2 separate regions of the Mus musculus genome follow, and region 2 is linked to region 1. A link is a loop called in an ENCODE intact Hi-C map of the cell type or tissue named here. Cell type or tissue: heart. All regions are shown on one strand. Links, peaks and the distances in the headings refer to the core of each region. The heading gives the core; the rest is flanking DNA. Region 1 has its middle 30 kb from the start of 4930413E20Rik. Region 2 holds the start of Sfrp1 (secreted frizzled-related protein 1).

Evidence for each region. Peaks named below come from ENCODE experiments on the same cell type or tissue, not always from the same donor. Only the 100,000 strongest peaks of a DNase experiment are listed, where the experiment ranks them.
Region 2: a loop joins it to region 1, with 1.9 times the contacts of the local background. A loop is called at or near these places in 3 of 42 quality-filtered maps.

Annotation. Positions count from the first base shown.
Region 1 is chr8:23,502,615-23,507,000 of GRCm38, reverse strand. No RefSeq gene overlaps it. Among named protein-coding and RNA genes, the nearest start is that of 4930413E20Rik, 30 kb to the left of the region's middle. In heart, for the core only: a CTCF peak has its summit at 1,962 (motif pointing right); a DNase peak (open chromatin) is centred at 2,010.
Region 2 is chr8:23,409,165-23,413,550 of GRCm38, reverse strand. It overlaps Sfrp1 (secreted frizzled-related protein 1), which reads right to left and starts at 2,049. Exons shown (of 3, transcript NM_013834.3): 1 at 1,223-2,049. The coding sequence starts at 1,766. In heart, for the core only: no CTCF peak of the experiment used is centred there; DNase peaks (open chromatin) are centred at 1,280, 1,400 and 2,140; H3K4me3 peaks cover 3,334 bases; H3K27ac peaks cover 2,644 bases; H3K27me3 peaks cover 800 bases.

The DNA of each region.
Region 1 (4,386 bases), core at 168-4,167:
GGCTCAAGTTGGTCAAGAACTTAAACTTAACTAATATGGTTGGAAATCCTTTCAGAACTTATTTTCTGATGCTTTTGATCCAATTAATTTAAATTACTGTTGCTGTTGTTTGCTGAGACAAAGCCTTGCTCTGTAGCATAGGCTAGTCTAGAAACTATGTAGTTCAGTGCAGCCTCAAACTCATAGCATGTTTCCTGCCCCAGCTTCTTAAGGGCTGGGATTGCAGGCATGAACTGCTGTGCCCAGCTAACTAATCAGTTTCTAATGCACTGATTTACTTATTCATCAGTGGGCTTTAAGGCTAGACGCTCGGGATTCAGTGAGCTGCAAGGAATTTTTGTTCTGGTAGACTTGGCAAGATCAGGAAAATGTGTGTGTGTGTGTGTGTGTGTGTGTACATACACATACATGTAAGTATATACATGCATGCACACACATATATGAAACAGCAATTAAAGAAAAAAGGGCCTTGAATTTGAAAGAGAATCAAAGGGGTGTATAGAATGTTTGAAGGAAGGAAAGGGGAGAGGGAAATGATGTAATTATATTCTAATCTCAAAGAATATTTAATAAAAAAATTTAAGTCAGGTTCTGGAAGGCTCTCTGGAGTGGTCCACCATAGGAGACATGTGTGACGATAAAGTAGCAATGAGAAGGGGTTCTCTCTGCACAGGAGTCCAATGACACCCTGTTCTTGGACTTCTCAGCCTCCTAATCAGAGTTAGAAAGAGATAAATGTCTCTGTCAGCCACTTGCTGCAAGTATTTACTCTCTGGAGCCTCAGTGACCCAAGAAGGAAGGTGGCAATAATGAAGTCAAGTTGAATGGCTGTCAGGAACCACCATGTTGGCTCACAGTAGCTCATCTTGGTTGAATGGTTGCCAGGACCTGCCATGTTGGCTCACAGTAGCTCATCTAGGACCCACCATGTTGGCTCGCAGTAGCTCATCTTGTTTTCATTCTCCTTTTCGGTTTTTGTTTTGCTTTGTTTGGAGACTTGGCATCTGAACACAGGGACTGGGGCAGAGTTCTCGATAATGTCATCCTTACGTCTTTTGTTCTGAAGAAATCACATCTTGGACTTTAAAGTTCCTTTGGGCTGAAACCATCATGATCCTCCCTGAATTGTTTGGAAATCCAGGAAAATGATAAGGCACAAAGCTGCTGTCACCAGCTCAGAGCAGAGTCCAAGAGTGACCAGCAGGTGCTCTCTGGAGCTTTGTAGCCTTGATTCTCCAAGTTGTCTGCATTGTGGGCTCTGCTGTGGTCTTGGGCGCATGGGTTCTTGAGCAATGGCCATAGAGAGATGTCTCCTGTGGGTGATGACAGTTTCCTGGGGCTAAAGCTGTGTCCTGGCACCTCGCATCCGTACTTCGGATCTAGAATGAGAGCCACTTGGAGAAGCGGTCTTACAGCGACACACGTCTGAAGTGTGTGCTGCTGACAAGCAGCAAGGCTTATTGAAAGGCCTGGCAACTAAAGCCCATTAGAACATTTGTCCCCAAGCGGTTTCAACCAAACTTAAGAGCAGCTGCTTCTTAGGTGGCCCTGCTGGCACATGTTCTGAAGCTATGGCCAAGGAGTTGGCCATATGCCACAGTACCAAGTGGCCCTGCCGTTGTTATCAGGCATTGTCCCTTCACGTAGCACAGTCTTTCCTGGACCCTTCTCCTTTTATATTCCCTTCGGGTCTCAGGTCTGAGCCCGGATGGTGAGTACCTTAAAGAAAGCACACTGTGAGGACCATTAGTGGGTAAAGAAATAATCAAAGAACGGATCACAAACCCAGGTACCAGCCATGGTGCCATCTACTCTCCCATCTCCTGTCCTTGGGCCTTAAAAGTCTTTCCCTTTAATAAACTTGTCTCCTTTCCCCTACCAAAGGCAGGCGGGTAGACTTCACATCCCTTTCTTCTTCCTTTCTGCTCCTCTCTTCTTCCTTCTTGACTCTCTGATCTCCCAGTAGGGGGCGTGCGGGGGCCACAAGGCTGTCCACTTACATTATGGTCAGGAATTATCCTCAAGGCAACAATTTCACCCGCACCGATGTAATTATGAAGTATCACCCGAACACACTAGGTATTATTAAATGTGCCATTTCTGGATCCTGGCCAAGGGCTTTGGCAGAGAGAGGACTTACAGGGAGAAAAATTAAGAACATACTCCCAGCACCTCCCACCCTAGCCTAGCCCTGCGCGGCTGTGGAATAGACACACGGAGAGATTTCTGGAAGGGGAAAGCTGTGGGGCACATGGCAGAGTTGAGGTCCTGCGTGGGCCGGGGGGGGCTGGGTAGAGGGGGACTTTGAAAATTAGCAGCTAAAACAATCTTAGGTGGAGTGAAGGACCATGTGGAAGCGATTAAGTACAGTAGGGGTTATTACCCGGCACCTTCATGTTGGCTACTTAGAGACAGGATTTGGATAAACAGAACTGTTCCCGATAGCTAAACGAAGGGTGGTGGGGACTCTTTTCGTCAGGGGAACATTTATCCTTGGAAAAGAGCTGGGGTTGATGGCATGACACATTCCTTTGCAGAGCAAACCCCATGGGAAAGGACTGCAGAAACATCATCTGTAAGGCTGTAATTATCTACGCCTAGGCTAAGGGAAGCCACTGGCTGCTTCTGCCAGGTCCTTTGTGCATCACTAAAGACACAGCTGCCTAGTTTTGTTAAATTGTAGCCATCACTTTATTTGTTCTTTTGTAAACTTACTTGCCAATGTATTTGTGTTACTTTCTTTTCCTGGGGCTGTGTTAAATACCCTGACAAAAGGAACTTAAAGGACGGAGGCTTTGCTCTAAGTCAAGGTTGGAAGACTACAGTTCATCACCTTGGGTAACTAAAGATAGTAGGAGCTTGAAGCAATCAGGTCTCATTGCCTACATAATCAGGAACAGAGAGTAGTGAAAGCTTGCTACCACTAATCCCCCAGATGTGAGCAGAAAGACCATCAACCCAAATTATCAGGGCCAAATGAATTAAAGTAAGCTTTTTTATTTGTATGCATGGATTGTCTCTCCCTACAGGTAGGTTTCAAGAGATCAGCTTTGGACAAAGTAAAATAAGGGCTTTTATAATTAGGAGTAGAGGGGTTCCAGATGCTGGGTTTGGCGGTTACAGAGGAGCCTAACAAGGTGGTCAGAATGGTCTCCTGAAACAAAGACATGATTGCAGGGCGGTCATAACAAGGTGCTCATAACAATGTGGCCATAACAATATGGTCATAACAACTTTTGAAACAAAGGTTGGGTTGCAAGATGGTTATCTGGAACAAAGACATAGTTGCCATCTTGTGGAACAGGCAGGACAAAACCATTTGTAGCTAAAATTTCAGAAGAGACATTGCCCAATCCTTGAGAAAGAGATTTAGAGATGGCTTAGTAGTTATGAGCACTGACTTGCTCTTCTAGAGGTCCTGAGTTCAATTCCCAGCGACCACATGGTGGTTCACAACCATCTTAATGAGGTCTGATGGTCTTATGCCCTTTTTGGTGTGTCTGAAGGCAGCTACATTGTACTCGTATGCATAAAATAAATAATTTTAAAAAGAGAAAGAGAGTAAATCATAAACAGGAATGGACCTAGTTTGTCTTTACTATAAGTTGGCTTTCAAGCCAAAGTTGGAGACAGGGTAGCTCATCAGCTACTGCTAAGGTCTTTTTCTTCATTTATAGAGTCCTTGTTTAGGGAATGGTATGACTCACAATGGACATCTCTTGCCAACTCAATTAATGCAATCGAAGATAACCCACCATAGGCATGCACAGAGGTCCATCTTCCATGTGATTCTAGATCCTGACAAGATAATAGTCAACACTAACCATCACAACTCTATCCCTTGTCATCACAACATGGAAACACTTCATATTTACTCCTTGTACTCCTCTCTGTAAGCTCATGGCCACCTCATAGTGTAGATGCATTCAGTTTATGCATAGTAATACATTCTAGCACTTTAAACTCTAGCACTTTAAAAGCCCAAAGTCTCTGAAATGTAAGCTCCTATAAAACCGAAAAAAGTTAACACACTTCCAATATATAGTGGCAAGAGTAAATATTCCTATTCCAAAATGGAAGACTTGTGGTGTCGCAAGAGACAAGCACAACAAAAAAGTAAACTAAAACCCAGCCAGGCAAACACCAAATCCTCCCAATTCATGTCCAGCAACTGGGACTTCTAGTGTAATCAACTGGGCTCCTAAAGACTGGGGTTCACATGGAGTCCCTTCTGGGTTGGCTCCAATCCATGCTCAAACCTTCTTCGGTGTATGTACAATAGTCCTGGCATCTCTAGTACTTTAGAGTCTCTCCTGCAAGCTTGGCATTGTCTTCTTAGCTTCACAAAACTGACAAATCCTATCACTCATTGCCTTGTCTTAGCAC
Region 2 (4,386 bases), core at 284-4,283, 94 kb after region 1:
GAGGCACCAACAAGAGGCACTTGGCAGTGCGTGCACTCCTGTAACCCTAGAACTGAGGAGCCTGAAACAGGAGGAATTTGTGTTCAAGACCAGCCTGGGCTGAACACCAAGAGACTAAGACCCTGCTTCAGAAAGCCAAGACACTCAACACTCGAAGATAAGTAAAGTCTCCCCTTCAGAAATGGCCAGGAGGTGCCCACTTCTGTGACAAGGGCCACTGGACAAGAATATATGTTATATACTCCTAAGGCTCGCCTCACAGGAATGAACACAGTCAGGATTCATACCACCAGCATGCTGTGGTGCAGCTATGAGTTCTGTGTGTGTTTCTAGTTTGATTTTGTTTGAGTCTCCAGATTTTCTTTTTCCCTCTCACATGAAAATTTCCCTTTAAATACAGGGTTCCCAAGAGAAATTCGGGCCCCCCAGGGTTCAGTATTTGCAGCACCCAATTTGCAGGTCCTCACCCTTCCAGGAGGAGATAAACAATGAGCTAATTACATTTTTATCTTTCTAATTACCCAAGGATTTGTGTGAAGGAGAGAAGCAGGGGGTAAGCAAGGCTGGGGCACCAGAGGTTTTTGCATCCCCCTTGGTTTGCTAAACTCAAGGTTGCTGCCTGAATTTAGAGGGGAAGAAAGAGAAGTTGCGCTTTCTAAACTTCTTTCCTCTTCCAGATCTGCAACACGACTGGAAGATAAGCTGAGCAAAGAGGATTTCTTGTTGATGGTTTTGTTTTTAGAGAAAAAAATTACAAACTTATGAAAATAAATCCCTCCGTCTTACGTTTGGGGTTGTTTGTTTGTTGTTGTAGTTTGAGCGAGTGGTTTTCCAAGGGAGCAGTGTCTGTCTCGGATGTTAACAGTTTTGGAACAGGACACCGCACTCTCTCTGAAGAGATAGACGTCCTTTTATTTAAAACCTAAGCTTTGCTTTCTTTCAGGTATGGAAAACGCCAGACTGGAGCTTAGGAAGAGCAGCTCCAGGTCTCCCCTCGCCCCCCCCAACCCCCCCCCCCCCACGGCCGAGGCTCACCAGCCATCAGGGAGTACCTGGAGCGGGAGAAGCGCCAAGCGATGCCTGGGCCTCCCAGAAGCTTTAGGGATCGGGTCTGCACACCTTGCGGGTTGCGGTGCGCGGCTCCTGAGCTTTCCCCCTCTACAGCCCTGGGCCAGTGCGGATGGGCGCGGGGGTTCGCGGGCGTGGGAAGGCATACCCTTACCTTGGGGCTTAGAGGCTTCCGTGGTATTGGGCGGGGTCATGGCGATGCAGACGTCGCCCTCGGGGAACTTGTCACATTTGAGCATCTCGGGCCAGTAGAAGCCGAAGAACTGCATGACCGGCTCGCACGAGTCGCGCACGGCCTCGCAGAGCCAGCGACACGGGTAGATGGGCCGGTCCAGACAGACGGGCGCGAAGAGCGAACAGAGGAAGACCTGGGTGCCCATGTGGCAGTTCTTGTTGAGCAGCGGCACCCAGCTGCTGGCCTGCTGCTTCACCTCTGCCATGGTCTCGTGCTCCAGCAGGTTGGGCAGCACCATCTTCTTGTAGCCCACGTTGTGGCACAGCCTCAGGTCCACCGGGATGTCCACGCACTGCGGGGGCTTGGTGTAGAAGCGCCCGCTCTGATACGAGCCGATGTCGGACTGGAAGCTCACGTAGTCGTACTCGCTGGCCGAACCCGCGGCCAGCAGAGCGGCGGCCAACGCCAGCAGCACTCCCGAGGCGGCCCCGCCGCGACCCCGCGCGCTGCGCCCGACGCCCATGTTGCTCGGCGACGTCGGGGCTGCCCACGCTGCCTTCACGCGCGCGTCCCGCTGCAAACTTCCCGGAGCCTCCGGGGACAAAGGCGCAGTGCCGGGCCCCGTCCGGCTCGGCGGCTGCGCGCTGCTCCCCGGGTCTCCGATCGATGGGGTCCTCCGCTGCAGCAGGTCGCCGCGGCGGGGCTGGCGCGGGGCGGGGAGCGCGCGGGGCCGAGTGCTGTCCCGGCTCGCAGAGGCGCGGCGGGCTGCGGGCTGCTGCACCTACTTGCGACGCTGCAGCTCGAATGCGCGGTGTGCGGGTGGCCGAGCCCTGGATCTCCCCGCGCGCAGCCAATCAGCTCCGCGCTGCCGGGAGCCGCTCTCCACACCGCGTCAGTCAGCCGCGCAGTTAACCAATCGCCGCGCCGGCCAGAAGGATCGGTTTACTAGAACTAGACCCAGGTCAACACCCCTTAAAAAGCAAAACCAAAAACTAAGCAAGTACTTTCGAAGGAGGCAAAAGCAAAAGGGAGAGAGTAGTTAGAAGTGCGGGGTGGGTGGAGTCGGAGTTGGACGCTGTAATTAGAGTGAGTCGGTTTGTTTAAAAAAAAAAAAAAGGACTCTTCATAATACTTGCAAATTGATGCAGTTGTGAAGACTTTTTTCTACTTCTTTTCCTAGTTCCAAGGAACAACGCAACAGACCAGCAGCCCTTCGCTCCACGGTTTTAATCTTAGCTGCTTCCCAGCTGCTCGGATGGGCAGGCTGAATTTAGGGAGCTCTTTTAAATTCCCGGGGAGTCTGGGCTTTTGCAAAGACTAAGAGAAGGTGGTGTTTGTGGCTGTGTTCCAGGTGACCGAAGGTAGAACGGGAAAGGGGCTCACTGCGGAGAAGAGCACTGATCATGTGGGTATTAGCTCCCAAGGACAGTTGACGTTTTTAAACGATGTTTTTAAGACCCTACTCAAGTCTCAGCTCTGCAGACAACACATATGTGCACAAACTTACACACACACACACACACACACACACACACACACACAGACGCGTTTGTGGATTAGAAAGCCAAAGCACTAAAAATACCAGCAGTACTGGGTGGGTGGATACCAACTCAAGATACACATGCTAATTCAGAGGTCAAAAACCAAAGGTGTGTCACCCCCTCCCGCATAAGGCAGAAGCCAGGCAAGAAAGAATAACTAAGTCGTCCTCTAGCCTCCCCCACCCCTGACCACACACACCCACTACTCACTTCCTGGGAATTGCTTGAGTGTTCCAAATACTCCCCTTACATTCAGAGAGCTAGGGGTGGGATCTAGAGTAGAGAGGAGACCGCACAAGCAGCCGGAGAAGTTCTCTGGATCACCTCATTCTGTGTTCTTCATAGTGGGTGGAGGGGCAGCAGAGGATGCAGTGTGTTGCGGTACTGGGTGGCAAATGGGTCGCCACTCCTAGTTGCAAAGCCCAACACAGTGGGAGATGCCGCTGGCCCAGGCGGCTGGTTTATAAAGCTCTGGGGAGTCTTGCTTTCCACTCAATAGACCCAATTTCTCCTTTCCGAGTAAAAGCTCCGGAACTTGCAAAGATGCGGGGATCCCTTCTTAAAGCAATCATACACACGCTGATGCTGTGACTCTACTGCGGGAAGCAGCTGCAGCAGGCGGTCAACATGCCTGTCCTTCCTAGGCTGATGAAAGATGCCCAAACCAAACAGGCACATTTGGGTAAGGGAGAAAGTCCATGCGGAGCAAGACTGTGGATGGCCAAGGGTTAATCAAGAAACAGCCCGCAGTGCTCTCCTCCCCGAGGAGCTAAGGAATCACATTCTTCAGCCAGCACAGAGGGCAGGAGACTAGGCAACTGTGTCTCAATTCAGTGGCAGTCAGGGCTGGAACTGCTTGCTAGAGGGTCCTGGTACTCTCCCCAGACCAGATCCTCTTTCTGAGTTCAAATTCTTTCCAAGTTCGCGTCTTCACTGGAAATATTCATGTTGGTAGATAAACAGCCTTTGCCCTCTACTTTAACGTAGTCTCAAGATTTAACCCACTCACCCCTCACTCACCTGTGTACAGTTCTCCCAAATAGAAGGATGTGGGTCTATCCTCTGTTACCCTGCTGGGAATGAGTGCAAGTGAATCCACCTCTGGTGGCTTTGGAGGTCTTCATCAATCCATTCTAGGAAGAACTAACCTATGTCCAGTCAGCATTGTTGACTTAGATGTCGTAGTCGTCGTCGTCGTCCCCCCCCCCCCCCCGTGGTCACAACTATGCTTTGCCCTCTGGGGCTAAGCTATGGGCACAGCTATCATGTTGGGTAAGGAATGTTAGTAGTTGTGTATTTCTGACTCCTAAGGTCCAGCTGGGAAGGGAGGCCTCTGAGTCTTGATCCCACTGATGGATGTCCATCGCATTGAGATGGAGAATGTCCCTGTAGACCACACTACAGCACAGTGTCAGCCAAGGCAGTCTGCGCCTACTCCCTAGTTTTCAGGTCAGCAGATCTCTCATACTTTAAACTCTAATCTCCCCTTCTCTGATAGTATATGCCCGGGAGAAAATTCTAGAACAAAGGGTGTTTAAAATGCTGTTGTCCTAGAGCCGCTCCCAGAAGCCTTGGCTTCAGAGTTTCGGAACTGTGGACCAG